6 separate regions of the Homo sapiens genome follow, and all the other regions are linked to region 1. A link is a loop called in an ENCODE intact Hi-C map of the cell type or tissue named here. Cell type or tissue: heart right ventricle. All regions are shown on one strand.

Region 1 (5,000 bases):
TACCCAACACCCACTACTGTCACCCTTCACATCTGCATTTAGTTGCTTAGTGCTTTTTAGTCTGCCACCACTACAGGTGAGTTCCATGAGAATAAGGACTTGCTCTGTTTTTCTCACCACTGTATCTACAACATAAAGAAAGTATCTGATAAATACTTGTTTCTGAGTTGATGGTTATTGACTTGAAGAACAAGCAAAATGCAGCAGATACGCCGAAGAAAGTGAAGAGTGGGAAAGCCCTTTTTCTGTGCAGCAATTTGGTGGTTCATACCTTTTCAAAAAATGGGGTCTGTGGCACTCAGGGGAGAGGCTGCACTGCAGGGAATGACCCAGGGAGGTAGTAAAGGCAGTGGCAGGGCCCACTTTCGAAAAGGGCGAGGCAAAGCCCACAAGGGCCTTGGCAGAGGCCTCTCTCTGGAATCATCTGGATGGCTGCACGGCACGGGGCAGAGCCCACCGCAGCTTCAGACACCTCAGAACCTCAGAACCGGTCCACCAGGGGAAAAATATTTCCGGTGGGTTCAAACCTAATCAGCACCGGGGATCTTCTAAGAGCATCTTTCACCCAGATACACCCTATGGAGAGAAGCTCTCACACTAATGCCCTATCTCCTCTCTCTCCTCAATTTTCTTCATAACATTGATTCTATCTGATATTATTTATATTTTATAATTATTTATTAATTTTATTTTTAAATGTCTAAATGTTCTCTGTACTACCCTTGGTACAAAGCTCCATAACAGCATGTGCTGAAACTCCAAACATGCCTGTTTTGTTCTGTGTCCCCAGGCCCTAACATTGTGCCTGGCATGTAGTATATGCCCAATACGTGGAGGTAAAGGAATGAACGATCACAGGAGAGACAGAAATGTGAAGAAAAGAAGAAAAACGGTTTTTAGAACTGAGAGGGAGGCCGGGCGCAGTGGCTCACGCCTGTAACCCCAACACTTTCAGAGGCCAAGGCAGGTAGATCCCTCGAGATCAGGAGTTTGAGACCAGCCTGGTCAACATGATGAAATCCCCGTCTTTATTAAAAGTACAAAAATTAGCCAGGCATGGTGGTGGGTGCCTGTAGTTCCACTCGCATGTATATATATATATATATATATATATATATATATATCTCACACACACACACACACACATATACACACATATATATACATATATACACATATATACATATATACATACATATATACATATATATACATATATACATACACACACACATATATATGCAAGTGAAGTGAGATGTCTCTGTAAATTAATTTAAGAAAAAAAGACACTAGTGAGAAAACAGCAAGCTGAAGGAAGCAGAGGCCTCCCACAGGTCTGAAGAAGAAAGAAATTTCTTTCCCAATTAAGCGACACAGCCTTGCATGGTTCCCCAGCAGAGTATGACCAAACCAATGAGTCTTGGCTGGACTCCTGCCTGCAGCTCCACATGATGTCAGGACCTACACACACACACCCACATACACACACGCACATGCACACTCCTACCACACATACAGCTTCCCAGCCAGTAGCACTTCACCCCAACATGTAGAAAGTGCACTTAAGGACAAAAAGGTACCCAAACTCACCCTCACTCACGCTCTGCCAGCCCACATTTCCCTCTGCTCAATTTCCCAGGCCACTCTGGAGACCCCAGCAGAGCAACTGAGAGAAAAAGAGAGCGTTCTTCCTATAATTCACTGAAGACTGTAAAGGCAGCCTCTGCCTCCTTCTCAGGAAACAGCCCAAGGCAAACGTGGACTCAGGCATCTGAGCACAGCATCCAGCCATGCGGGGATTCATCCCACATCTAATCGCAGTTCCCACTTACAGAGCAGGGTGGTTGGAGATGCCTCCAGAGCCCAGCGTGGGGAAGACCTTAGACCCAGCCCAGCAGGGCAACCATCAAGAGGAAGGGAAGAGGTTAACTGCTGAGGACCAGGTTGGCTGAAATGTAGGTGAAATCAGAAATATTGCTTTTGGTAAGGTCTTGACCCCTCCAATCCCTCCAATGCCCAGTTCACAGAATCCTAACTGTGCAAGGGGCAGGAAAGATCAGAAAAGCAGACGTGGAAAAATCAGCATCCCCCACCCCCTGCTTTGCGGGAGGAGCTCCGCTGGCTTCCTCCTGGGGGCTGCTCTGCGGCACCATCTAGCTTCATGGGGCATCTGACCGGCTGCTTCCGCCTGCTTCTTCCTCCCTTCTGCCAGTCTCAGCCCTCCTCCTCTTCAGGGCTCACACCCACTCCCCGACACGCCTTCTTTTAGGACAGCCACTCTCATAGATGTCTGGGAATATGCCTCTGTCCCCATCCTGCCGAATCTACTCCCCAGCAGGCTGGGGAGACACGCTTTGGACCAGGAGGAAAGCTTCCCAGGGCCCCTGCCATTCAACTCTGCCATTCAACCCTGCCATTCAACCCAGCCTCCTCTCCCATGGCTGAGCAGGCTGCCTTCCCGGTGCCAAGCCCATCCTCCCCCACAGCCATGCACCAGTGCACACACATCTACACACGAGTGCACATGTCACACATGCACTGCGGTCGTGTCCCATGGGGTCCCACGGCGTCCCACAGTCTCCGAGGCTCCGCAATCCACCTGGCTCTATCCCTCCATCTCTCACCTGGGTGGAAGCAGCTGCTGGTCCCCCAGGGCACAGGATGTGAGGAAGGTGAGGAGGGTGAGGGGAGAATGGCCGGAGAGCGACCCTCTTCCCAGGCCCTGGTCTTCCTGGCAGGAGGGTTTCGGGTGTTTCTGCAAAGGAAGAGATTTCTAGAAATAGCCTTCACATCCACAGAGGCATAAATGCAGTCGGAGAGGAAGTTCCCTGTGCAGGCCACAGGCTCAGAACCTCGAGAGCCGTCGGGGCTCAGGGAGGAGCCAGCATCGGGGACACACGCGCCTTCCCTGGGTGCTGAGCGCCTCGTGGGGTCACAACACAGCAGAAACTGAGGAGCCCGGCCCGTCCCGCAGCTGCAGACTGAGAGGAGGGAGGAGAAATGACAGCAGAGGCTTGGCCAGGGGCTGGGGCGCCGGGGCCGGTGCCAGGCTGAGCTTCAGAAGGGCTGCAAGAACAGGGGCTTGGATAGGGCAGGAAAAGGACGTCAAGCCAGTTCCTGTTCCTGAGAGGACAGAGATTGTGGCGCCGCTACAAGCTCTGAGCAAAGCCAGCTCCGGGCCTCTGTGTGCCCTTAAGTGGCCTTTAGGACTTCCTCTCACAAGTCCTTCCTCGCTTCCCTTCCCTTCCCTAAAACCCACAACCCGGGGAACTCCAAGCCTGACAGACCAACGCTGCTTCTCAGGGAATGAATGCTTTTCCCCAGCTTGCAAAACGTGAAATGCTAGACTTCGATGCTTTCAAATATTTCACAAAATGAAATCCCTTTTGTGAAAGAACATAGTGTCCAAACTACCTGGTCTCTACTTCATAAGGAAGTCAAACACGGAGGAAGACTTCTTAAAAAATGTTTACTAGGGTAAAAATGATGTAACATTAATAGTACCATCCTAACCATTTCTAAGTGTATAGCCCACAGTAGAAAGTACATTCACATGGTTGTGTGCCAGATCTGCAGGACTTTTCATCCTGCAGCACCCAAACTCTCCCCATTACACCCCAACTCACCTCCCCGAACCCCAGCCCGGGTAACCACCGTTCTACTTTCCGTTTCTATGATTTTTTTTTTTTTTTTGAGACAGAGTCTTGCTCTGTCGCCCAGGCTGGAGTGCAATGGTGTGATCTCGGCTCACTGCAACCTCCACCTCCCGAGTTCAAGCAATTCTCCTGCCCCAGCCTCCCGAGTAGCTGGGATTACAGGTTCCCGCCACCACACACGGCTAATATTTGTATTTTTAGTAGAAACGGGGTTTCACCATGTTGGCCAGGCTGGTCTTGAACTCCTGACCTCAAGTGATCCACCTGCCTCAGCCTCCCAAAGCGCTGGGATTACAGGTGTGAGCCACCACACCCGGCCTGTTTCTATGATTTTTGGCAACGTCAGATACTCATGTGAGTGGAGTCCCACAGTGTCTGCCCTCCTGAGACTGAGCAGAATGCCCTAGAGGTTCATCCAAGTGAGTGCGGGACCCTCTGCGCTCTGCACAGCAGGGCCCTCTTCACAGGATGCAGAGGCTAGGGCCTCGAGGGACTGGAGCTCAAGTTAGTTTTCCAAATGTCTGAGGTGGTGCTAAGCTTTCCAAAGGGACCCCGCAGAAGGAGGAGCAGTGGGGGTGGCTGAAGTAGAGGGGCATGCTTCAGATATGAAGTCTCTACAGTAGTCAAAACCACAGGCTTTGGGGAGCTGCTGTCAGCCTATCACATCCCGAGGGATCCACCCTCCCCCTGGACTGGTCTTCATGCGCCAGCCTTGAGGACTGCTCTACCTTGTTATGAACCTGAGGGAAACCCTGGTTATGCTGGGATGGCTCAAGAAGAGCTTTGGGGACACACAGGACACATCTTGATGGGGAAAGCTGACAAAGCCCTTCCCATGTCCCACTCTACCTGTCTCCTCATTGAAAGAGGATCTATTTTGGAAGAACCCCACCCTTCCTTTACAGTAGGTCAACGCACATAAAACCAACTCATTATAATGAAAAGACAAAAACCCGAAGCCAGGTACTGCAGTTCATCCCCGCTGGGGTACTAACAGAGGCAGAGGCTCAGCAAGAAACTGTTTCCCCAAAATAGAGAAGAAAAGGCTCACTCATTCTTAAATGAAATATTAAGCATCCAGGGATTGCTCTAAGTAAAACTGAAGCTGCAAATAACTCCTCAAAGATTCAGCAAGTCGATTATTTGCTGAGTTGACCATTTTGCAAAATGATCTTTCAGCAAATCAGCTCCTAGAGAATTGATTTCCGTGCAGAAGGCAGGCTGCCGGGTTCTGGTTTGGCACCGATCTGAGGCAGGATGGGGGCTCCCTGCCCCCTAGTGGCTTTGTGGCTAATGACAAGTGCAGCAAAATGCTCCCCAGCGGGCCGAGAGCCCTGACTCAGC
Region 2 (5,000 bases), 300 kb before region 1:
TATCTGCGTTAGAACCGCCCTCCTCTCCAAACTAAATCAAAGAATCAGGAGTCACCTGTATCTCACTCTCTGGCTTATAATTTCTTTAAAAACTGAATCCATCTAAATGCAAATGTGCAAGTAACTGATCAAGCTCTGCCTCATTCACCTGAGAAAGTCCCCAGAGAGGAGCTCTGCCCACTCCCCCTGCACCCACCACCACAACACAGAGGCTCCCAGCATGACCGGGGCCACCCTCTTCCCTTCTCCCGAGCCCCTTGTTAACTTGTCAAGGGCTTGTCACTTTGGCTAAATCACATCATGAATGGGGTCAGATGTCTTCCTGGTCCCTGCGGAAATGAAATCCTCCTGGGTGGGGAAATCTCCTAAGCCTTGCCTCCCCCTCAGGTCAGAGCACAGGTAACCTGAGGGCAGGGCATTTGGCAGAAGTAAGAGGGAGCCATAAAATGTTTCAAGAAAGATGCCTGCTCCTTGTGCAGTGGAACCTGGAGAGTGCCCTTGGGTTCAGTCCTCACTGCCATCTAGAATTCAATATAGGAAACTCTCTTGGCCAGGCTCATGCCTATAATCCCAGCACTTTGGGAGGCTGAAGCAGGTGTATCACTTGAGCTCAGGAGTTCAAGACTAGCCTGGGCAACATAGGGAGACCCCATTTCTCAAAAAAAAAAACAACAAAAATAAGAAACTCTCTTTATGGCGCACTGCAGATGGTGGCTGGGAGATGTGTATATGTCCAGCCTGGGCCAGTAACAGGCAGCTGTTGGCCTTCCCTGGGATGCAGCCATATTCAGATGTTTAGTGGCTTTTCCGGGTCTCAGTGCTCCTGCTAATTCTGGTAAAAAGTTTGTTTTGCACAAAAGCATCACAGAGGTGTGGTGGGAAAAAGGAAGCAGAGCTGTTTTACAAACAGCTTCTTACCCTGGCTGTCTCTCAGGGCCTTGAGTCACCCTCTGAGGGCGGCTTTGTACGGAAACCCACACACATTGTTATTTTCCTGTCCCCAGGGATATGGTCCCTCTCTCTCTCTCTCTCTCTCTCTCTAGCAGACCAAATTTGTGGCCAGGTTCATCATGTCTCATTGCTCTTGTGTTTTTATAAAGAGCCTATAAGACAGTGAGAGAGACTGCCTAGGAGAGGGAGGGTTGCTCCTAGGCCATCTGTAGACCTTGCAAGAAATTCCAGGACCTGGCAGATAACAAGGCTTGTTTTGTTTTCTTTCATTTTCTCTTCTCTCCCCCACCCCGACCCCCCAGTTCTACCAGTAACAGTCTGTGCCAGCGTGGACAAGACACTTGATCTTTCTAAACCTCAGTTTCTTTATTCCTGAATTAGGAGAAAAAATCATATACCCTAAAGTCCCAGATATGTGCTAACTGAAAATATGACTGATATTATATTTTTAAGAACCTAAAGTCTGGAATAGAATGAGCTCAGATGGTACCCCTATGGTGATACTGATGAGCTCATTTCTTGTGTTTGTGCAAGAGCATTTTCATATATGCACATAGTGGCTGCTGCACCCTCTATGTGGGTACACATATGGCTTCCCCACAAATTGCAGGGCAAGGAAAGATCACCTGAACATCCTTCCCCCACCCTGGTCTTCCACAGAAGGTAGGGGATAGTCTTTGAAGGACAGGCTGAAAATTCATCTTTTGATTTCAATCTCATTTTATTCCCATTGCCTTTTGTTGTTGACTATACCACTCCACTTGATGGAAGTAGTTTCCATCTTAAAGAGGGGAGAAAGATTTCAGGAATAGGACTCAAGATGATCTGCAGTTATATATATATATATATATATATATATATTATATATATATGTATATATAATATATATAAATATATAATATATAAATATATATATAACTGTATGTATATATATACAGTTACGTTTATGTATATATTTTTCAAAGCAGTTTTAGAGTTACAGAAAAATGGGAATGAAAAATACTGAGAGTTCCCCTATACTCCTCACCTTTTGCCCCAATAATTTTCCCTGTTAGTAAATTCTTGGCTTAGTGTGGTTTATATATATATATAGAAGTAGTTAAAACTCCACTGTCCACAAGAATGAAGTCATAGATGGCAAGGGCTTTATTACTAGGCAGTTACCCTGACTCATAACCCTCTAACTGGCAGATCCTCACAACTGCACGTTATGTTTTTCTAATCAGCATGCCATTTATCTTTTGGAAACTCCAGTGAGGGAAGTAGAGAGAATATTATTGCTACTTTTGGCAAATGAGAGTAAGATAATCTGTCCAAGGTCAACCACTAGTTTCAGAGCATTTCACAGTTTTTCCAGTGGGGGTCTCCACCTTCCCCTTCTCCACCATGTCCCTCATAGTGGAGGGAACCATTCTTTACTCTCATTAGCTTAGAGATGATGCTCTCCCAGTTTGAGGCATGAGCTGCTCCCCTTCCTTCCTTCCTTCCTTCCTTCCTTCCTTCCTTCCTTCCTTCCTTCCTTCCTTCCTTCCTTTCCTTCCCTCCTTCCTTCCTTCCTTCCTTTCTTTTTCTTTCTTTCTTTTTGAGACAGGGTCTCACTCTGTCACCCAGGCTGGAGTGCAGTGACACAATCATGACTCACTGCAACTTTGGCCTCCTGGGTTCAAGTGATCCTCCTACATCAGCCTCCTTAGTCGCTGAGACTATAGGCATGAACCACTGTGCCAGGCTAATTTTTTTTTTTTTTTTTGGTAGAGATGGGGTTTTACCATGTGGCCAGGGCTGGTCTTGAACTCCTGGGCTCAGGTGATCCTCCAGTCTCGGCCTCCCTCCTAAAGTGCTGGGATTACAGGCATTAGCCACTGTGCCTGGACAGGTTAAACTGGTCCAACCATATTCCATGTGTGAGACATTTAATACCATTTTAAAATGAATTAATGGAAGGATTGATGGATATAAGATGAGTGAGGTGAGTTGATGGCCAGCCCAGAATAGGCTTTTTTTTTTTTTTTTTGGAGGGGAGCGATGATAGTGCTGTCCAGAGGGCTGGTGTGGCACTTGGGTGGGGTTCTCTGTAGTGGTGGTTTGGGCTAGAGGGATAGCACTGTGACTGGAGAGGAAAAACTCCTCAATAAAATAATTGAGGCAAATGAGAACAATCCTGATGTTTCTGAGAAGCACCCTTTTCACTTCTCTTTCTGTTCAGGCTGGATTCCGAGACAGTAGCAATTTCAGGTTCTCCTTCTCGGAGGAAATGGCCCGCCACCAATCTCTTGGCCAAACACAGCACGTGAATAGCTTTGCTGCATGTTTTCCCGGAGGGCTGATCCCTCTCAGCACACAGGGGCAGCCACAGATTCAGGCCCTACAGGCACTCAGTTTGCCCTGAAACACCTGAAAAAGCTGCCTTCTCCCTTTAATATCCTTTCACCCCCTCAATCTCGGGTGCAGACTTGGCCTCATGTCACTGCTGCTTTAGGAAACCCTGGAAATCTTAGTTCCCTGGTAGTTAAAAGGGGTAGATGGTATTACAAGACCGCCAAGTTTGCCAGGTCCCTGGCCTCCCCCAGTGTAGGAATATCCGCTTCCAAGTCCACCTACCCCTCTGCAGCTCTTTCAGCATCGCCTTATCTTCTCCTCACACACCTTTCCAGGCACCTACCAGTGCCACCTGTTTTCCTCTGATGCTCAGGAGCCCCTCCTTACCGGCTCCTGTGGAGACCACCGTTCAAGACAATCCAGGGGCAGCACATGAGAAAACAGAGAGTCTTGAGTTCTAAACCATCAGCATTGCAGCAAGATGGAGTGAAAAAATGGTTGGTTTTCCCATTTGCCTTCCCCCTCATGCAATCACATCTTTAAAAAATGTCCACCCCAATATCATTCTTGAAAAGAAAAGAATCATCCTTGGAAAGATGAGTTTTTTTTTTTTTTTTTTTTTGAGACAGAGTCTCACTGTGTCACCCAGGCTGGAGTGCAGTGGTGCAATCTCGGCTCACTGCAAACTCCGCCTCCTGGGTTCAAGCGATTCTCCCACCTCAGCCTCCTGAGTAGCTGGGATTACAGGCATGCGCCACCATACCTGGGTAATTTTTGTATTTTTAGTAGAGAAAGGGTTTCACCATGTTGGCCAGGCTGGTCTCGATCTCCTGTCTTCAGGTGATCCACCCACCTCGGCCTCCCAAAATGCTGGGATTACAGGCATGAGCCACTGCGCCTGGCCAAAAAGATGAGATTTATGTTCAGGTTTGCTCTTTCTCTGAGTATCAGTAGCAATAATCAGTTTTGACTATTGGCCAGGTTTCTCCAGGGAAACAGAATATATCTATTAAGAGATATATATCTATTAAGAGATTTATATCTAGAAATTGGCTCATGTGATTTCGGGGTCTGGTATGTCCAAAATCTGTAGTACAGGTGGGCAGGCTGGACACTCAGCCAGGAGTAGACACTGCAGTCTTGAGGTGGAATTCCTTTTCTGGGAAATCGGTTATTGTCTTAAGACTTTCAACTGCCTGGATGATTTCCCTCTATGTTCTGGAAGGTAATTGTTACTTCACATTAACCACATCTGCAAAATACCCTCACAGCAACACCTGGATTAGTGTTTGGTTAGATCATTGGGTACTATGGCCTTGCTAAGTGACACATAAGAATGACCATCACACTCAGTTTGAAGGGCCCTCTCACGGATTGCAGGATGACAGAAAGTGCTTTGGTTTCTATCCAAAACATCAGCACTTGCTTGGGTGTAAAAGCAAGGCTTGAGTTGTGTCACCAGAGCTGTGGGTGGATAACTCTTATTTGAATTGTGCGTACTGTGGGACAGACTTTGCAACCAGATTAGATTAGCTTCCTTGGGACCTGGCTAAAGAACAGAGAGATTCTAGGAGGCAGTACTGGTGCTAAAAATATCCTCAGAGCCACTTACAAAGAAATTACTAAATAGTTACCTCATAGAAAGTGAGTTTTGACATTTAGTACTTACATGAAAATGTTTCCAAAATTATTTATTTATTAATTTATTTTCCCTGCTAAAGTAATCACTG
Region 3 (5,000 bases), 68 kb before region 1:
GGAAGTGATTAGGTCATGGGGGCAGAAGCTCCAGAAATGAAATTAATGCCCTCATAAAAGAGGCTGAAGAGAGACCCCTGAATATACACATTCCACTGAATATATATATATATATATTCCAGTGGATAAAGATATATTTCATTTCCTTTAGGTATTAGTCCATTTGGGCTGCTATAAAAATACCATAAACTAGGTGGCTTATAAACGACTACATATATATTCCACTGAAATATATTTTTATCCATTGTGAATAATGCTGCAATGAGCATTATTATAGAAATATCTGCACTCCCAGGCTCACTGCAACATTATTCACAATAGCCAAGATATGGAAATAACCCAAGTGCGTCCATGGACAGATGAATGAATAAAGAAAATGCAGTGCATTATTAACATTCCATTAATAAAGGAACATTATTCAACCTTGAAAAAGAAGTAAATCTTGTCGTTTGCAACAATATCGATGAACCCAGAGGACAGTATGCTAAGTAAAGTAAGCTAAGCACAGAAAGACAGGCACTGCTTGATCTCACTTACATGTGGAATTTGATAAAGTAGAATGCACAGAAGCAAAGAATAGAATGTTGATTGCCAGGGACTGGGTGTTGGGGGAAATGGGGAAATGTTGGTCAAAGGGTACAAAACTTTAGTTATGCAGGATGAATAACCTCCTCTGGAGATCTAACATACAGCATGATGACTATACTTAATAATACTGTATTGCATTTTTGCAATTTGCTAAGAGAGTAGACCTTAAATGTTCTCACCACACCAAAGAAAATAGTAACCGAGAGGTGCTAGATGTGTTAATTACCTTTATTTCATTATTTCACAATGTGTGTATATATATATATATATTTAAAAATCACATTATATACATTAAACATATTTTATTTTTATTTATCAATGATACCTTAATAAAGCTAAGGGGAAGGAGGTATTTCTCTAACTATCTTTGCAAAATACAATTCATCCATTAACAAATCACAGTAAATTAGGAAGAATAAAACTTACATTTCGACAAAAACCTATGCCATATTTCTGAAAGCATCTTCCAAATCCTATTAAAAACATCTTTAAATATATTTCTCTCAGCTTCTTCCCTTATATTTTTTATTTTTTCATCATATTTTAATTTTAGTAATTTAATTTCTTTCTCCTTTTCTTCCTCTGATTTATGCTTATCCTCTTCTACTAGTTTAATTTCTTCATTTAATTGGTCAGTGTAGATTTTCCTCAAAACCTCTTCCCGTTGTTTCAGCCTTTCCTCTGTGTCCTTGTATATGTCATCAGAAAAGTAAGCCCCTTCGTTGCACTGCACCATTTTCTCTATCAGCTCCACCAACTCCTGCACTTGACTTTCCTTCTCTGCCTTACTGGTTTTCTTGCTGTTGCTAAAGGCACAGCAGCGGTTCCCGCACTCCTTGACGATGCTTTTTAGGCCCACATCCGCATCTGCTATGAAGTCATGGAAGCTCTGGCCCTCCAACTCTTCTTTGCGAGTGAACAAGATGACCATGTGCTTCATGGCTGACTTCCCAAAGACAGCCTTGATCAATGCAACGGTTTTCTGCTCCTCCTCTGTGTAGCGGCCCAGCAGCAGAACTAGGACAATAGCATGGGGCCCTGGGCAGGAGGAGATGATGCAGCGGCTGATTTCCTTGCAGGTGGTGTCCAGGCTCTCCTTGGTGTCAAAGAGCCCTGGAGTGTCTACAACAAGAAGGTCTCTCCCCTGCCATTCCCGGGATGCTTTTTGACAGTTCTTGGTAACAGCTTGGGCAGCAATTCTAGAATCAAAGATTTCCTCTCCAAGGATGGTGTTCGCTGTTGCACTTTTCCCACTTCCAGTTTTCCCTACCAGAACGATCCTCAGGGAGCGGTCCTCACTCTCAGCCATGCTCACGTCAGGAGGCTCTAGAACTTAGGCACGTACAAGACCTTAAGGAGGGGAAGATAGGGGAAAAAAAGCCAGTTTTAGTAAGTGAGATCCATTCCCAACCTTCTTTTCTGCTTTCTCTTTCTTCCTGAAAATTTGTAATATCCTATTATCCATATTAATCACAGTAAAGACAGAAATGAAATAGTCCGATTAATATGGAAGAAATAATAGAGAAAGCAGTTAAAGAGTTTCCCCACAAAGTAGTACCAGGTATAGATGGTTTCACAGGTGAATTCTATTAAACCTTTTAAGATCTGATGATCTCAAAGCTACCTAAAACTGCTCCTGGCCATATAAAAAGAAGGAAAAAGTTACTTTTTTTTTCTATGAAGCAAGTATATTGATTCCAAAGGCTGACAAATATTTCATCAATAAAGAAAACTAAAGATGTGTCTCATTTGTGAATACTAATATACAAATCCTAAATAAATTATTAGACACTAATAAATAATAGACTGTGATTAAGTGTGATTTATTTCAGAAATACTATGGTGGGTCAATATGAGAATGTTGATTGTTACAACACATCCCGTTAATAGGTTAAGAAGAAAATTAGCTAGATGCAGGAAAGATATTTGGCCAAATTTAACACTGATTCATGTTTACGGTAGTTTGTAGAACAGAAAAAATATCTATTTCTTTAACATGATTTTATACAAATATAATTTTTTCAATTTTGTCATCTTTTTTTCTGGAACTAAAATAGTTGATTATAAAGTTCATTCAGATGAAGGAAAATGCAAGTTAGCCTAGACAATCAAGGAAAAGAAGAACAGGGGAAGACTAGCTCTACCAGACAATTAAATATTATAATCTCTATAATTAAAGCAGTGTGATATTGGTGAGTGAATAGAGACAGGCCATGAAACAGAAACAGAGAATTCACAAATAGGCCATTGCTCATTTTATGTTCATTTATATTCCATTCAATTACATTAACTTACATTCTGTGAAGCAACACCTCATACCAATGGGAAAGATGATGGACACTTTTATTAGCAACACTGAAATAACTATACCACCATATAATTGGATGCAATTTTAAAGATAAAATTGCCTCCAATTCCTCATATCATACAAATTCCAAATAGATCAGAAATTTGAATGCAAAAACTATCCCATATAAATAATAAGAGAAACACGGGTAAATTTTTTGTAACCTGGGAGTGGGGAGGATGTTAATAACTAAGATTTAAAATAGTATAAGGAAAAGACTGATAAGTTTGATTACACAAAAATCCAAAAAATTATGTAAGGCATACAACACCATAGGCAAATTAAAACACAAATATCAAACTAGGAAAACATTTTTTCCGATTTATCTCAAAGAGGGCTACTTTTCCTACTGTATGAAGAATAGCTAAAAGTAAAGAAACAAAAGACCAATGACTTGATAGAAAATCGGGCAAGATATGAACCCACGGCCAAAGAAAAAAATATATAAATTATCCTTGAATACATAAAAAGATATCCAAGTTCATTCACAATAGAGAAAAATAATTAAAAACATAGAAAAAATAAAAAATTCTCAGAGATCACTATTTCTCTACTATAGGTATGGCAAAAATCCATTTCCCAGCATAATCTGGTGGTAAAGGTATGGGGAAAACAGATAATTTCTTGCATGACTAGTGTGAAGGGGAAAACAACCTAACACCTATAGAGGAGAAGGTGGCAATACCTTGAAAAATTACACATGCATTTACTCTTTGATTATCAATCCCGATTTTAGGATTTATCCCAGAGCTGCACTGACAAAAATACAGAAAGGAATGATGCCCATCAGTGGGGACCAGTTGAATAAACTAAGGAATATTCATACAGAAAAGTACAATCCAACTGCAAAAAGGAATGAGAAATATATCTATATACCAGTATGAAGAGATCTCTGTGATATACTGCTAAGTGAAAAAAAGCCAAGTGAAGAAAATAATGTATAGTTTACTATCATTTATATAAGAAGAAGGAATATTAGTTTTATATATATAAATAATTTTTATGTGCATGTGAAAAAGCAATGGCAGAACCATTTGAAAACTAAACAAAAGAATTATTTATATGAAGATGAGAGAAACAAGGTACAAGGGACAGGAACAGAAAATGGTCATTAGACTTCTTTGAATATCCTTTGTTTTTGCAAATTTGATCTTGAGAACATTTAAATAGTTTACATAATTATACAATAAAAATTATATTTTAAAACACCAGTAAAAGTTAAAAGAAACGGAACAAATAAACCTAACTGTATCTTGTGTCAAGGATGAACCACACAAAGATTTGTCCTGAAAGGCTTGAAAATGTAGTATTAATAATTTCACTGTGTGTGTGTGTGTATGTGTGTGTGTGTGTACTGTTTTGAAGTCCATCTAAAAGGCATAAACCATGGTCAGCCAAGTAGCAGTGAGTGCACTTAATGCCCAGATTGTGATCTTCAAATGGTATTTCCCACAAAAGAAATTAGGACTACTAGGAAAAAGTACTGATTCCAGGTCTGGGCCAGTAAACATACAAGTTTAGCCTACAACATCTTTCATACTAGAAAGTAGGGATGCTATAAAAAATTACTTAGTTTTATCAGAAGGGCTTGGAAGCTACCTTAAAGAGGTTCCAACTGGACAAAGATGGAATAATTTGAGCATCATTAATAAAGATTATTCCAATGGATTAAAATATACCAAATATATTGAAATCCAGTAGTTGATAACAACACCATCTTCCTGAAAGAAGTTAATTGCTCCCTTTGGAGTATGCTAAGAAAGTGACTCATCATTCTGAACATTGACAACTAAAGGGAAAGAAGCATTTATTTTGTCTTTCATACATCTCATCTTTTAACTATATCTCACAAAAATGAAAGAATCACTGAATGAAAGTTCCTTTGTGTATGACTATTCCATCTAATAAATAAATAAAGAATGATAGAATATCATCTTTTGGTAACTTTTAATGAAACAAATTCATTCTAGACAATCATTAACATCTGCTAACATCACAAAAAGAGAGGCATTCAAACATATGTGCCTTCTAATAGAAGTTTAGGATAGCATCTATGAAGTATTCC
Region 4 (5,000 bases), 290 kb before region 1:
GGGTGGATGGCTCAAAAAGGTGGAAGATAAGCTCAATAGAAGCATGTGTGTTGAAAAGCTCATCTATGTGGCTGATTGAAGCACACAAAATTATAGCAGAAGTGGTGTTGGAGAGGGTGACACTGTGGCAGGAGCGAAAATCTTCAGGCACGAAGAGGGGAGAACCTGTGGATTTCTAGAGCCCAAATGAATTCGAAGTGCATTTTAGGCTCTTAAAAATCTATTATTTTATTTCTCCCACTCTGGGTTGGTTCTTCGTTTTCTTAAGTTATTCTGTGGTGTTTTGTAGCAAGCACAATGACTAAATCCCTATGGGGACCTTTTCTTTTTGAGCTGTCAGCAGACAAAGAAAGAGAAAACATATTCACCATTTGCTTCCAGACCCTTCAACCTATGACTTGGTTTCCTTTCCACATTTCCCACATACCTGATGCAGGGAGAGCATCACACTATGGTGTGTGTGTGTGTCTGTGTGTGTGTGTGATGGTTTGATAACACACACGTGATGATAGTTGCCTTTATCTTCTTCATTTAAAATGAATGGGTTTCTGCCACTGTGTTTTAGATGGGGGTAGATGGGGAGAGAATTGTGATTCTCCCAAGTGTCTGGGGCTCTTGAGAACTTCAAGACTTTCTTACCTTCAGCCATAGTTCCATATTTGCCCCTCTGGAATCCTCCCATTCTCTCCTGGAATAAAAACAGGAAAAGGATAAAAAGCAGATGTACGTTTGGGAGCTGGTAGAGCCTGAGGGCACCTCAATTCAGACATCTAAGAATAATCATTCTCAAATGAGCCATTTCCATCCCTAATTTTCTAACTCATACTTTACTTTGAAACATCTGTAAATAACTTTAAACAAAGCAGGTGATGTTAGATGTTAGGTTATGCTAAAATAGTGCACGATTACTTCCCTCCCCTCAACTTACAGAAAATCAGGAAATATTTTGAAGCAAATCAGTTGATTATCTCCCCCAACCAGAAAGGCATGAAATGGAGAAAGCATTCTTCTATGGAACAAAGAGTAGGCATTAAAAAAATTGAAATTAAAGTAACAAACTTACCAGAATAGAGAAAAAAAAATTGCCTTGCTGTAAATAAGATTGGTTTATTTGAAGTAGTGGAAACTTCCAGTCCCAGAAAGTCTTTGTGTCAAATGGACATTCCAGCGGCGGAGAGGAAATTACAAGGTACTGTCCAGTGGGAGGATGGAAGTGGGGATCAGGGACACGAAGAACTGACGTGAGAGGAAATGGTATAGGGGGACCGGTATGACCGCTTTCCCACCCTGACGGTTGGTGGAGAGGAGGTAGTGAGGTGATTGAAGAGAAAGAATCAACTTCAGGCCGAATTCAAGAACAACTCATTGCCTGCTCCGGGTTTCCAGCATTGTGCAACAGTATTGGGGATGTACATTTTCCACGTGACTGGTTATTGCCAAATATGACTCCCAGGGAGTTGAGTTAACTCCTATTTGCACCACCCATTTATAAGAAGTCCCCAAATCTTCACAGGCACTTAGTAATATTACACTTTTAATTTCCTGTCATCCTTATGGGCATAAATAAGGATGTCTTAATTGGCTTAAACTTACATTTTACTGATTATCATTAAATTAAAAACAGTTTTCATGGTTTATTTGCTATTTTGGTAATTTATAAACTTCAATTTTTAATAACTTCTGTGATTTCTATCTTTTCCACATTTTTCTATTCATTCAGTGGATTTTCTTGGCCTTCTTTAGGTCAAGAAATCTATTTTTATATTATCAGAATGTATTAAGACAGCTTCCTGCCTCCCTCCCTTTCCCTTCTTTCTTTTCTTCCTCCTTTCCTCTTTACCCTCCCCTCTCTCCTTTCTTTCTTTTTCTTAAGCCCAGAGAAGAACATTTTCCTCTCTCCCACACCCTGTTCTCGTCTCTGGTAAATTATGCTTCTGGCTTTTGCTAAAATAGCACCAGTTCCCTGACATCCTCTCTACTTTAGATGACGTTTTCTGAGGTTTGGAATCAACATAATGATGTGGTAAGGGTCAAGATGACAGTGGTAATGATATTGATTATGAACATCATAATTGTAATAAGCCTCTGTGAATACATTTATAATTTTCAAAGTTATTTCATCCTTCTTATTTTAATTGCTCTCTCAAATTCCCTGTGATGTGATCAAAACTGATCTTAAAATTTCTATTAAAATGCAAGGAAACTGAGCATTAAATGACCTGCCAAAGGTCACATATTTACAATGGAGCTAGCATCAGGAAATGGCTCCTTTTGCTGTGTATTGTCCTTGATTCCACAGGTGGAAAAAGAGACTTTTCCAAAAAAGTCAACAAACCTCTTGGAACATGTGTACAATGCTGCCACTCCCTGGTCAGGAGACAAATTAATTGGACAGCTAGAAGCCTACCCTAAAACCAACACACAGAATTTTATTGCAAAATCTTGAGTGCATTTCTTATAAAAGGTTATTCAAAAATAAAATTGCTGGTGGCAGGAGTTTCTCTGAATTGAGGTCTTTTCTTTTAAAACAGCCAATTGCCTGTCACAAAAGCCAGTCAAACTATGTTATGTTAGCCAATGACCAGCAACAATAGCTCTCCCAATCCAAGCTTTCTGAGTGGATCAGGCTGCATTGAGGAATACATTTTTTGGCAGATATTCACAAATAACAAAGTGTTCACAGGTGAGTCAGAAAGGATACTGATGGCAATGCTAAAATGAGTCATGGAGAAGATTATAAAAGAACTGAATAGAGCGTGGTGGACACACCGTAGGCTTGAAGGAATGTGATACGTGTTGGTCTACAGGGCAGACAAAAGTGGAGGAATTGAGAATGAAGACAGGCGTCTTCTCCAAAGGAAAAATTTTACTAATCGTCCCACAAAAGAGACCAAAGTTCATGAGAGATTGGAAGGCAGTGTGCAAGCAAGACAGTAGCAGCCTCTGGCAAGCTGGTGGGAGGGTCTGGCTCAGGGAAAAGGGTGAAGCAAATGAACAAAATGCACATTCCGATTTGAAAATTGCATGAACCTGATTTTACCATGAGAAGAGCTTATTTTAGCAAATTACAAGAAAGCAGCCTCTTCCATACTATTTTAGAAAAGATCAAACCACTTCTTGTCTTCCTTGTTCATAAGTATCTCCTTCACCCATCTGCCCCAGCCCATGTATTTCCAGGTATTGGAATCATGTGTTTTGCGGTTTGGTGTGCGTCCGGCAGGGTGTCATAGGAAAAATGTGGGGCATCTGGGGGAGCATGGGGTAGTTTTCAGAAGTTGAAAGTCACAAGACAAGGTCCACTCAGGGGTCTTGTTTGGAACATGAGGCTCCTGGGGTGGGAAAATATCCCACATTTGCCCTGGGGAGCCCTAAGAATCCATCCTCAGCTCCCAGGCTTGTCTGAGACATGGTACGTGTCTGGCTGGTCTGGGACAGGAGAAATTAGGAGGGTAAAATTGAGAAGAATGCCCCGGCATGCTAGGGGAGATGGGGGAAAGCCTATCACCCTCTGGGAGCTTCAGTTCTCCCATCTGTCCCACTGATGAGAGGATCAGTTCAGCCTTACTCCCTGAGAGTTTCATGGAGATCGACTTGGCTAAGTAATGGGCAATGGGGCAGCAAAGCCCGCTGTCCTGGGACTGGGCTGTGAGTGCAGGCACAGATTCTTCAGGCTGTGCTCCACCAGCTGTGCACCTGCTGATGCCCGCAACACTCATCACCATTGCCCCGTTTTACTGACCAGCGAACCCAGAAGTGAGGGGATCTGTGCAAGGTCATGTCAGAAATGAACAGCTGTGACCAAACTGTGATCCTTTCAATTCCCAAAGTCTCTGTGAGCATAAACCCAGTTCTCCTTACCAGAAACGGTTGTTGTGCCCTGTCCTCCAGGGTGGCAGTCACTGAGGCTCTGGCCGCTGGTCCTCTCTCAGGAAGGTGAAGTGGCAGCAGAGAGAGTCCTGCTCTGCGTCTGTGTGCGGGGATGCTGTTCACAGGGCTGAGGGAGGTTGAGCAGACGCAGTTAAGGAGGAGCCATGTGCTGGGGCTGAAAGCTCCATGACTCAGCTGCACAAAAAGAAAAGTAGAGATTATGGAGTGTGTCCCCCACACCTCTGCGGACTAGGACACCCTGGTGTTGGCTGGAAACTGATTGGGAACAAGACCCTGAAAACCAGCCGAATGCAGCGATGTGCTGCTTCCTTAACGGGTCACTTCCTGTCATGAGCCTGCCCTGGGACAGTGTGCCCCATCCCATTTCCTTTTTTTTTTTTTTTTGACTGTTTCAAGCAAGCAGTATTTGGAAGAAGGAGATATGAAGGGAATTACAGACTCTCCCACTTCCAAGTTCAGAAAAGGTCCCTAGTGACTGGAAAGTTCTGGGCAGCAGCTGCTGCCCTCAGCACCCATCACCGGGGCACCTTCTCCTCCCAGCACTCTTGGGCCCCTTCTCACAGGCTCTGCTTCTGGAAAGTTTCTGCTAACCAGGATCAGAAAGGCACTCTGGTCCAAAGAGGACCAGAACAAGCCCTTGCAGGGTTTGACTCTGGGCTCGTGACTGACCCTGGTAAGCTGTCTGGCACGTGATGGAGCCCACCCTGTGGGGACATTGTGGAGTCTACGTGTCAGTTTATCTGGTAAGGGTTGAAAGCAGGGTGATAGAACCTCTATTTTTGAATTGATTGCCATTTAAGGCTAGAGCAGTGGACATAAACCTGATTGCCATTTAAGGTTAGGGCAGTGGACATAAACCTGATTGCCATTTAAGGTTAGGGCAGTGGACATAAGGCAATTATGCGATGGAGAACACAGTGGGACTTAGGCGGAGGGCCGTCATGGCCCAGAGAATCCCCATATCCTTTTCTGTTGACATTTGAAGTGGGGCTTACAGTCATATGGTAACAATTGTCTAAGACTTGATGGGAAAACAATTTTAAACAATCTCCTGCTAGCCCAGAAAACCTCTCCACAGAGGCAGAAGAGAAAGAAAACAATTTTATTATTGA
Region 5 (5,000 bases), 120 kb before region 1:
GAGGATATTTAATCTCTCTTCTGCTTAGCTGCTTAGCCACACCATGGGCAGAAAGTGCAGAGGGTCAAGAAAGATGAAAGAGCAGGTCAAATGAGGAGAAAATGAGAAAAGAGGTTGGAAATATTTTTCTCCTGCTCAAATGGGGACTGGGTGGCAAGGCAGGAGAACCCCACCCCTATTCCCCCCCAAATCCCCCACCCCCACCTGCTAACCTCCCTGCAGCCTGGTCTGGGGAGCACTGAATGCCCTCTCACCATAACTGGCCCCTGGTGTGCTGGGGTTGAAGCTCATACTGCCGTATTGGGCTGCCATTGTCGCTTGAACTCCTGTAGATCAAGAAACATAACCATGTCATTTTAGGGAAATGGAAGCAACTAGAATCCCTGACTGCCTGTAGTCAACAACAACTTTCTTTTTGCCATGAGCTTGCTACATTGATTTCTCCTGCTCCATTTCCCAAAAGTCTCCTCAACCCTCCATTTTCAGTTTCATTTTCAGATTGTTCCTTTTTCTTTACACAAACATAAATGCTTCCAGTGCTTCCTCACAGGGGTTCTGGCCCCTTCCCCCCTCTATCTAGAGATTCGTGGCTTGGATGTGTTTATATGAGGTCTGTAGCCTACACCCTCCTCAGAGTTCCAAACTTTTATATCTCCCTCAGCTTATAAAAGTTCCAAACTTTTGTATCTCACTCCATTTGGCTATTTCATGGGCATCTCAAACAGAACCTGGCCGAAATTAAGCCCTGACCTCCACATCCTGTCTGCCTTCCTGGCTCCCCGCTCAGCAGATGGCACCAACATCTAGCCCCGTGGCTCCTGCAGAACTTTGGGGTCATCTACAACTCTTTTATCCTCTCTCTCTCATCAGCCCATCACCAAATCCTATTGATTCCACTTCCAAAAAACTCGAAATTACCCATTTCTCTCCATCTTTGTGCTAATACAACCCACTGTCAATTGTATACAACTTAACAGGCTTCTAATTGATCATCTCCCCTTCAATCCCTTTTCTACTCTACAATCAGATGTTCTTTTAAAACTAAAATTTGATATTTTTTCTTGTTTAAATTTCCTAGTGGCTTACTATTGGTTTCAAAATAACTGAAGTCCTCAGAATGGCCCATAGGCCCTGTGTGATCAGCTCTCTCCTCTCTCCTATGTGTGAGCCACACTACCCTCAATGTTCTGGAAATCTAGGCTCCTTCCACCTTCAAGGCCTTTGCAGTTATCATTCCTTCTCTTTGGAGCACTCACCCTCCAACCTAGTGCCCAGCTTGTTCCTGCTCAACCCGCAGGCCTCGGCTCTCCAGAGAGTCTTCCCCAACACCACTGTCTACCAGCAACACCCTCTGTTATGATCCACTGCACCCCAGAGGCTTCTTACAGAATATGTATTACTTTAGGAAGTTAATTGCTTGATTTTTTTACTGTCTCCTCTTATACTACAAGCTTTGTGATGAGAAGACCACATATGTCTTGTATTTCTCATTATTCCCTGGGGACAAGCACAATACTGGGCAAAGAATGGTTATCGATCATTGTTAAATAAATAAATGGATAATCTCCCTGCTTCTTGCCTTTGATTGATCATTATGTCCAGCCCACATCTGATCTGTGAAAATGACAATCCATTCCTTTATTAATTAATATGTAGTGTTATAGAAACATGGTATTAATTTTAAATGTTTTATTTCATTGCTACCTACAAACATTTTGCAATGGAGAAAGATATTTGAAGAACTCTTATTGGAGCAGACTTTGAACAAAACAGGCAGAAAATGGTAGTTGTTAAAGACAGAGTCACCTCATAGGAAGCCAACAAATATGAAACACTGTGAAAAGCCAGATATTTCTTTTGAATGACTATTTCTTTATCCTTCAAGAATAGGGTATAGGAAACAGCTTCTTGTAAACAAGAGAAATCATGGCATTTTTTAAAAATCAGCTTTGGTGGCTGGTGTTAGGAGAGAGGATAGGACACCAGCAAGAAGAAAACAATACTGTGACATTCTGGGTTTTTGTGACATTCTCTGGGTGTTTCTTCATATCCTCCTTCTAGTGTGTGGGCTCTTTAATGCTGCTCTGCTGTTAATAATTCAGAGGCAAAGCCAGGAGACTGTGCTTCTGTAGGTGCTGACTTCAGGTGGCTGAATTCTCCTCTCTCTGCCTAAGGAACAAGCACCCATCAGCATCCAGCTTCTCCTGAACTGTAGAGAGTCACACCAGGTGGCATCTCCCTCCTCCTACCCGCTAAAGGGGAGCTCAATGCCCAGTAAACCCAGGACTGTCCCTGAGGAGACAGTTTCCCTAACGGGCAGCTCCGAGCAGACAGTTAACCCTGTAACAAGACCTCAGACTGCAGAGCCTCCAATCCTGACCTGGGTGCAGTCTTTGTGGGGCCACATATGGAGCTGTGCCCCTTACACATCCCAATGTTCCTCTTCCCACCAGCTCCCCCAGAGCTAATTCTGTCCGCTCACCCAACTTTATCCCTGGAAGAATCAAAGTTTCTATATAAATTCCACAACCAGCGAGAGGAAACATTTATTTGTAAAACAAGTATCCTCTGAGCAGCAATCTCTGGAAGAGGCATTGATTTGTAGGGCTCAGCCTTGAAAACAGATCACAGCCTAAAATTAGCAAAGCCAGGAAACGGGAACCAGCGAGAATATAGTCTGAAAACATGTTTACCAGACGATTTAAGATACAGGTCCCTCCTCACCAAAATCGCACATTCGTCCCGACCCCCACCACACACACCCCTATTCCCTTACCTGAAAAATCAGGATCTTGCACCCCTCTCTGATTTTGCACACAATACTAAGCCAGGATGTTGAGAAACAGGAGAAGAGAGGAAGTGAGGGGAGGAGCTGTCCAGATTTACTTGTGCAAGGGACCTGCCCACCTGATCATCCAGCAGCTCTAATAGAACTTTCTGCAGGGATGGGGTTGTTCTGTGCTGTCCAAGATGGTGACCCTTAGCCACACGTGACTACTGAGCGCTTGAAATGTGACGAGTGTGATTGCAGTTCTGAATTTTAAATTTTATTTTGTTTCAATTTATTTAAAGTTAAATAGCTACTCCATTGTCAGAATTCTAAAAGGCAAAGTCAGGCAGAACAACTTGCACCAGGCATTTTCCCCAGAAGGAAAGAAGGAATATTCAGCTTGGTATGCCTGGTGGCTACCATACTGAACCTTGCAAAGGCTCTGCAGTGAGACAAAAAACATGGGTCATGCTGTGACATTCTGGAAGAAACTTCTGGGCCAAAACTAGAGAGTTATCAGTTATTCTGAAAGACCCTTGAGCCCCTGAACCCCTGCTCAGCACAACAGGCCTCCCAGCTAAGCCCCCATACCCCTTTCTCCCAGTACCTCAGGTATGTCCTCTGAGTCCACAGTGTGTCCTTATTTCCAGGGTATGTCCATGAGTCATCTGCTAGAAGCAAAAGAGAGTAAATGACTTTCACTGGACTGACTAGGATGGGCCCAAAATTCACCTCCTGAGATGGTCCTGGAACCACTGAAATATTCTAAACACTGACATCTGACACTACTTACCACTAAAATGGAAACTTTGAGAGTATTGTAATGGGGTCCCAGCTCACCGTTATAACCAGTTATTTTTCCATTGTAAAAGGGGTCTCAATTTACCATTATACCCCACAGCTGAGACCTTATTTAGAATTACATAGCACTTTAGTAATTATAAAATTGCTAATAATTCTAAAGAGAACTGTAAGAGAAAGACATACATTTCTTTGAGGATAGAATGTGATTGGCCCTGGGTATACAAGCACAGGATGGCTACACTAAAAAGCAGAACAAGGCAATGGAATACATCTTGCACCAACAGTAAGGATAATTTACATTCCAGAGCAACATGACTTAAATAACAAAGACCACTTGGTCCCTTGGTTTGACAGGCAAACGAAGGCAAGTCCAAAAGAACAGGCAGCATGAGAAAGCATCTCCGCGATTCTGAACTGAGATACCTTAAAAGACTAGGATTATATTTTGTTTCTGAAGCCTAAACCTGGCTAGAAGGTATATATTATTCTATTTAATTACAGAAATTGATGCAAAATATAGTATTTATTTTTAGTACTATTAAAGCACTGGATCATTACTTAGGGAATCTTTATTCAGGTTACAGGGATCACTGCAGTAGGAAAGTTCTCTGTTAGGGACTACATTTGCAGTGAGCACCACGTTTCATCTAATGCTTTAACAATAAAGCAATGTGTAGACAAAAATGTCTACATTAAAGATCCAGAAATGAAAACAATAATTTGTGATACCACATTAAAAATTTAGAAAAGGAACAGCAAATTGAACCTAAAGTAAGGAGGATGAAGGAAATACTAAAGGGAAGAAATCTTGAAACAGAAAAAAAAAATAGAGAAAACCAATAAAATCAAACATGAATTCTTTGGAAATAATTAATAAAATTGATAAGCCTCTATCTACATAAATCAAGAAAAGGGGCAAAACATACAGTATACAAGTTATTAATATCAGGAATGGGAACGAGATCATGCAGGCATTAAAGGGGTTGGGCCTGATCACCTCAACATCTAGCTCCAGTTAAAAAAGGGGGAGAATCAGGAGGTTATGTATGCTAACCTCCAAAAACATATGAAAGAGACAGTTCAACCTACTGCACCCTCAGGGGAAGCTCCGGAATGGCCACCCCCACCTAAGCCTTGTGAACTGCAGGCATGGGAGCCTGAGATGCCGTTTGCGGCACCTGTTATTGCACAACCTGCCGTTAACTATGGTAAAAATCAGACTCAGCCACCAGTTAATTACGGTTAAAAATTCAGACTTGTCCACCTGTTAATTATTCCAAAGAGATGCTTCAGGCTCCTCCCAACGTTAAATATGGGACAATTCAGGCTTCCATTCATCAGGCACGAGAAAGTGGGGACTTGGATGCTTGGCAGTTTCTGGTGACTGTCATACCAGAGGAGCAGCCTGGACATGCTCAGTCACACT
Region 6 (5,000 bases), 300 kb before region 1:
AATTCTGCAATTAGAGACTCACTTTTTAGCATTAATGCCTTGAGCCTGTTACAAGGCAACTCACTGAAACTTTGCACACAGCAAGGTCCTCATGTTGCTCTGGAATGGGTTGTATGGGTTTTTCATAGTAGCGAAGCCTGAGAAGTTATTCTTCTGTGGGGCCTGGGTGGATTTTCTACCCGAGCACTGGACGTAGGAGGTAGAAGGAAAGGTATGGAGGGAACAATGCAAGGAGGTGAGGGGGCTTGATGAGAAGTGCCCCTGGGGTAGCGAGGTCCGAGTCTGTTTGAGGTAGGAATAGGGAAGCACCCATCCTCCTCTGCAGCATAAGGCATTGATCTGAGCCCGACAAATCAGTTCTTCTCTCCAATTACTGGATGTACACGCCCCTACTCCCCACCCCTAACCTGGACCCATGACAATCTCCTACTCTTGGGGTAAACAACCCATCCTGGTGTGTCTGGGACTTTCCCAGTTCAGCACTGAAAGTCCTTCAATCAGGGAATCCTCTCAGACCTGGGCCAACCAGGATGGTTGGTCACCCTTTGTACCACCATCACCATGGAAACGTAGGGGAGAATTTCTTTTGTGAGTTTATTGAAAGTGGATGCTTTGCCGGGCACACTTTAGTTTGGGTACCAGCCCTGAGACCCTAAAAGTGGACAAGAACCCATGACAGCCAGATGTTCAGTTGGAAATAACTGCTGACTTTCTTGATCTGAGTGGACAGCATCCATCAGCCTTCCCTGCCTTCCATTCACTGCCTCCCATTAGCTAAATACAGGTGCTGGGAAACGCAGGCATGTGGTGCATTTTGGAGCTGCCTGTATGTTAAATAGGTGCTGGGAAACGTAGGCATGTGGTGCATTTTGGAGCTGTCTGTATGTTAAATACAGGTGCTGGGAAATGCAAGCATGTGGTGCATTTTGGGGCTGTCTGTATGTTCTTCAGCAGGAAGTCCAGGCTACTGCTGAGAATATCTGAAGTCAGCAGACCTGGTGTTAGTCTCAGCTCATCCCTTAAGTAATGTGTGACCTCAGCAGGGTTTTCTTTTCTTGCCCCAATTTCCTCATCTGTAAAATGTGATGCTTTGTGTTGGATATCACATCCGCCTCCAGTGTGAACAATCCATGTATGGTTTCCCCTCTAGGACAAAATAGAAGGGCTTCGAATGGGTGGAGAAGGTACCTTCTGCACAGGCAAGGGAACTGCACTTGGTGAAGTTCTTACAAAGATCAAGGGTTGTAGAATCAGAACTCGGGGGCAAACTTCCCACCTGGCAGTGAAAGGCACAAGACTATATTCACCTACGACAAGGAAAACACATTTCCCCCCCAGAAATACAGCATATTAAGCTGTTAGCTGCCATCTTCTTTTCAGTGAGGACAAGATTTTCCAAATAAAACTCTGTGATCGTGAAAAATCGAGATGAGCCAGGGATGGGAGAGGAAGAAAACATGAGACAGACCTTGCAGTGGCCGAGGAAACGGCCTCCTGCCAGCCCCAGCCCAGGCCCTCAGGGTGGGAAGTGCATCGAGGGAAGGCCAGAAAGGGGCAGAGCTCAGCAGTCCCAAAGGGAAAGAGCCCTGGAGCTCTGGCCAGCTGGGTAATCCCACAAACACTGTGTGAGTCCCTCTATTCTCTGTACTTGGGGTCAGGTGATGGGAGCGGGGCTATGGGGTCCTCACTGACCCAGGGTGCCAGTGCCTCTGGATGCCTTTGCCTTCTGTCTTTTGGCACCTCCTCCTCAGAATGCAGTTTTTATACCCTCACTCTTCACCCGCTCTCACAGGCTGAGGAGAAGGCAGGTTGGCTCCAGGATCACTGCTGCTGCTGATCCTCCTGGTGGGCAAAACAGGCTGTGGGAAAAGCACCACAGGGAACAGCATCCTTGGCCAGCCTGTGTTTGAGTGCAAGCTGGGGGCCCAGTCAGTAACCAGGACATGCCAGGTGGAGACAGGAACATGGAATGGGAGGAAAGTCCTGGTGGTCGACACGCTCTCCATCTTTGAGTCCAAGGTCCAGACTCAAGAGCTGTACAAGAACATCGGGGACTGCTACCTGCTCTCTGCCCTCGGGCCCCATGTGCTGCTTCTGGTGATCCAGCTGGGCGTTTCACTGCTCAGGACACAGTGGCCATCAGGAAGGTGAAGGAGGTTTTTGGGGCAGGGTCATGAGACATGTGGTCATCCTCTTCACCCACAAAGGGGACTTAGGGAGCCAGGCCCTGGATGACTATGTAGCAAACATGGACAACCTCAGCCTGAAGGACCTGGTGCAGGAATGTGAGAGAAGGTACTGTGCCTTCAACAACCGGGCTGCCGGGGAGGAGCAGAGGCAGCAGCAGGCAGAGCTCCTGGCTGCGATCGAGAGGCTGGGGAGGGAGCGAGAGGGCTCCTTCTACAGCAATAACCTCTTCCTGGATGCCCAGCTGCTCCAGAGAGGCAGGGCTGGGGCCTGCCAAGAAGACTACAGGCAGTACCTGGCCAAGGTGGAACAGTAGGTGGAGAAGCAGAGGTGAGAGCTGAGGGAGGATGAGAGTAACTGGCCATGCAAGGTGCTCCTCAGCGTCAAACACTAGATGCTTTCTTAGGTTGTCATGTCTGCCTTTTTATTACATGTGGTTTGATTGTTCTTACCATTTTAATGAACTTTTGTATCACTTGTGGACACTGAGCATTTTAGGTGATTTCTACAGCCTGCCTTTTTTCTTTCCCAGAGTTGCCATCTCTGTTTATGTGTGTACAGCACTTTGCTTGCTTTTTACAGAATTTCACTCCCAATTTATCTTCCTTGCATCAGACATATCATCAATTTTCCATCCAGTGCTTTTAGATAAATAAAATATTGGCTGGGTGTGGTGGCTCACTCCTGTAATCCTAGCACTTTGGGAGGCCAAAGTGGGTGGATCACTTGAGGTCAGGAGTTCAAGACCAACCTGGCCAACATGGTGAAACCCTGTCTCTACTAAAAATACAAAAATTAGCTGGAAAATCAGTTGAACCATGAGGTGGAGTTTGTAGTGAGCCGAGATCGAGCCACTGCACTCCAGCCTGGGCAACAGAGATTCTGTCTCAAAAAAAAAAAAAAAAAAAGAAAAAGAAAAAAAAAGAAAAAAAGAACGAAAAACGAGTTCTTTTTTATTTTTTTTTTAAGTTGTGAGTGTAAATCATAAACTGGCTGGGTACAGCTATGGAATATTTGGGGGCTTGCAGGAAGAAAGGTGCTTGGCTACGATGCTCTGAGAATGTCTCACCCTGGGCCCTGCTTTCTGCATTCCTGATGTCCAGGGGAGAAATGTGCTATGTGAAAAGCTGCTGGCAGAATTCCTTACTTTATTCATAGATATGCTCAGATTTATTTGCAGGCTGAAAAGGTGATGCCCTGCCCCCACCTCAGAGAGCAAGGATGGTGAGATCCATCTGCTGAACCAAGCAGGGGACCCTGTAGGTATGGAGAAGGCTGGAGGAGAAGGGGCTGGACTTGAAGGAAAGAGAGCAAGGGGTTGCCGTGGCCGGCTGGGGCCTGCCTTGGGGAAAGCAAGGAGAGCAGCTGGGAAATGCAGGACCTGGGATGTCCTGGAGTAGGAGTTTTAAGACCAGAGAGCAGAAAACCTGGGCTCAGCAGACTATATGGTAGATGTCCCAGCTACTTATCTCACCTTTGCCGCATAGACAAAGGCCACTATGGATAAGATTGTAAGTGGTGTGCAAGGCTGTGTCCCCTAGAACTTCATGAGCACTGAATTCTGAATTTCATGCAGTTTTCATGTGTGAAGATGAAATGTTATTTTTCTTCTGATTTTTTCAACCATTTGGAAATGTAAACACCCTTCTTAGCTCACAGCTGTACAAAACAGGTGGTGGGCCAGATTTGGGCCGAGGGCTGTCATTTGTTTCACTGATTTCCCATTGTTGGCTGGGCTGAACTGCAATGCGATATCTCTAACCCGAAACTCAGTACCATCCAGGACAGTGACGTGTGATGTCCATGGGAATTTGAGGAAAGGGTGGTGTTCCCCATCTCAAGCAGCAAAGAGAAGAAGGCAGACATGGGGCTCAAGTATGGGCAGATCGGGAATTCAGTGGAAACAGGTAATCAGATGAAGAGGAAGTCCCTGGGTCCCTCCACCACACCTTCTTCTTTGTGTTCGGTAAGGGAGACCTGCAGCCATCCCGGACAGGCCATGGCTGGATGGGCAAGTGACTACTCTGGGGTGAGTCTGAGGTGCTCAGCTGTGATGCCCCTTAGCAGCATCCTCCAGCACTGCTGCTGGCAATGAAGCTCCACGTCTGGCTCCATGGCACTGACTCCTGCATCGTCTGGCACAGAACTGATTCCAAACATGTGCAGGGAGTATGTTGTGTGCCAGCTCCCCAAACCCTGGGAACCCTGAGTTCTCAGACTGAGGACCACCTCCTCAATTCATTGTTCCCAAACTGCTCCAACTGAGCTTGACTTACTTAATTCAGTCCAGCTTCACAGACATTTATGATGTGAGTACTGAGGGTCAGGGTCAATGCCTGGCACCAGGAGTGTAAGATAAAAAATAACAGGCTTCTGCTCCCCAGGAGGGGTAGTGGGGTGGAGGGATGAAAGCACATAAAAGTGGGGCTGTAGGAGAAGGTTTCTTTTGGAAGCAATGTCAGCAAGAAGGAGACCACGGCAGGCTCTGCAGCAGCTTCCTAGACAGGGTGATGCTAAGCTGACTGGGAACATCCTTGCCTCTTGGGGAAGTCACTGGAGGCTGAGGGACACGTGATTAAGGAAGGGGATGGGAGTCAGCACATGGGAGGAGGGGTGCACAGGGGACTGGGGCTGGGTGGGGAGGGGGGGTCTGGGCCTCATTCTTAGGATTCAAGGGTGCCTTCTGGAATCCTCCCTGGAGGCTTCTGAGCAGGTTGGTGTGTCTTGGGAAAATCAGGTGGCAGCTGGGTTGTATAAGTATAAGCCTGGGGACAGGGATAACATTCGGAGGAAATCAGCACCTGCACTCCAGC

What was found. Hi-C counts contacts between places; a loop is a spot of excess contacts. Peaks named below come from ENCODE experiments on the same cell type or tissue, not always from the same donor. Only the 100,000 strongest peaks of a DNase experiment are listed, where the experiment ranks them.
Region 2: it touches region 1 in a loop (11-fold over the local background); 81 of 110 quality-filtered maps call a loop at or near these places.
Region 3: it touches region 1 in a loop (7-fold over the local background); 29 of 110 quality-filtered maps call a loop at or near these places.
Region 4: it touches region 1 in a loop (4-fold over the local background); 34 of 110 quality-filtered maps call a loop at or near these places.
Region 5: it touches region 1 in a loop (4-fold over the local background); 25 of 110 quality-filtered maps call a loop at or near these places.
Region 6: a loop joins it to region 1, with 3 times the contacts of the local background. A loop is called at or near these places in 82 of 110 quality-filtered maps.

The regions. Positions count from the first base shown.
Region 1 is chr7:150,448,800-150,453,799 of GRCh38, reverse strand. It overlaps GIMAP8 (GTPase, IMAP family member 8), which reads right to left and starts at 3,170. Exons shown (of 5, transcript NM_175571.4): 1 at 2,625-3,170. In heart right ventricle, CTCF peaks have their summits at 2,166, 4,731 and 4,931 (motif pointing left); DNase peaks (open chromatin) are centred at 1,473, 2,179, 2,989 and 4,939; H3K4me3 peaks cover 4,816 bases; H3K27ac peaks cover 5,000 bases.
Region 2 is chr7:150,751,651-150,756,650 of GRCh38, reverse strand. No RefSeq gene overlaps it. Among named protein-coding and RNA genes, the nearest start is that of GIMAP5, 17 kb to the right of the region's middle. RefSeq lists silencers at 908-967, 1,008-1,057. In heart right ventricle, a CTCF peak has its summit at 2,294; a DNase peak (open chromatin) is centred at 961; H3K4me3 peaks cover 523 bases; H3K27ac peaks cover 5,000 bases.
Region 3 is chr7:150,516,872-150,521,871 of GRCh38, reverse strand. GIMAP7 (GTPase, IMAP family member 7) reads right to left here. Exons shown (of 2, transcript NM_153236.4): 2 at 799-1,938. The coding sequence starts at 1,897. The coding sequence ends at 995. Among named protein-coding and RNA genes, the nearest start is that of GIMAP7, 4.5 kb to the right of the region's middle. In heart right ventricle, no CTCF peak of the experiment used is centred here; no DNase peak of the experiment used is centred here; H3K4me3 peaks cover 4,807 bases; H3K27ac peaks cover 4,710 bases.
Region 4 is chr7:150,736,567-150,741,566 of GRCh38, reverse strand. It overlaps GIMAP1-GIMAP5 (GIMAP1-GIMAP5 readthrough), which reads right to left. Exons shown (of 5, transcript NM_001303630.2): 3 at 3,859-4,062; 4 at 640-688. GIMAP5 (GTPase, IMAP family member 5) reads right to left here and starts at 4,149. Exons shown (of 3, transcript NM_018384.5): 1 at 3,859-4,149; 2 at 640-688. The coding sequence starts at 682. RefSeq lists an enhancer at 4,073-4,152. In heart right ventricle, a CTCF peak has its summit at 2,374; DNase peaks (open chromatin) are centred at 1,286 and 4,076; H3K4me3 peaks cover 4,539 bases; H3K27ac peaks cover 5,000 bases.
Region 5 is chr7:150,565,214-150,570,213 of GRCh38, reverse strand. GIMAP4 (GTPase, IMAP family member 4) reads right to left here and starts at 2,824. Exons shown (of 3, transcript NM_018326.3): 1 at 2,777-2,824; 2 at 255-326. The coding sequence starts at 312. In heart right ventricle, no CTCF peak of the experiment used is centred here; no DNase peak of the experiment used is centred here; H3K4me3 peaks cover 3,475 bases; H3K27ac peaks cover 3,963 bases.
Region 6 is chr7:150,744,556-150,749,555 of GRCh38, reverse strand. It overlaps the pseudogene GIMAP3P. Among named protein-coding and RNA genes, the nearest start is that of GIMAP5, 9.6 kb to the right of the region's middle. In heart right ventricle, no CTCF peak of the experiment used is centred here; no DNase peak of the experiment used is centred here; H3K27ac peaks cover 1,543 bases.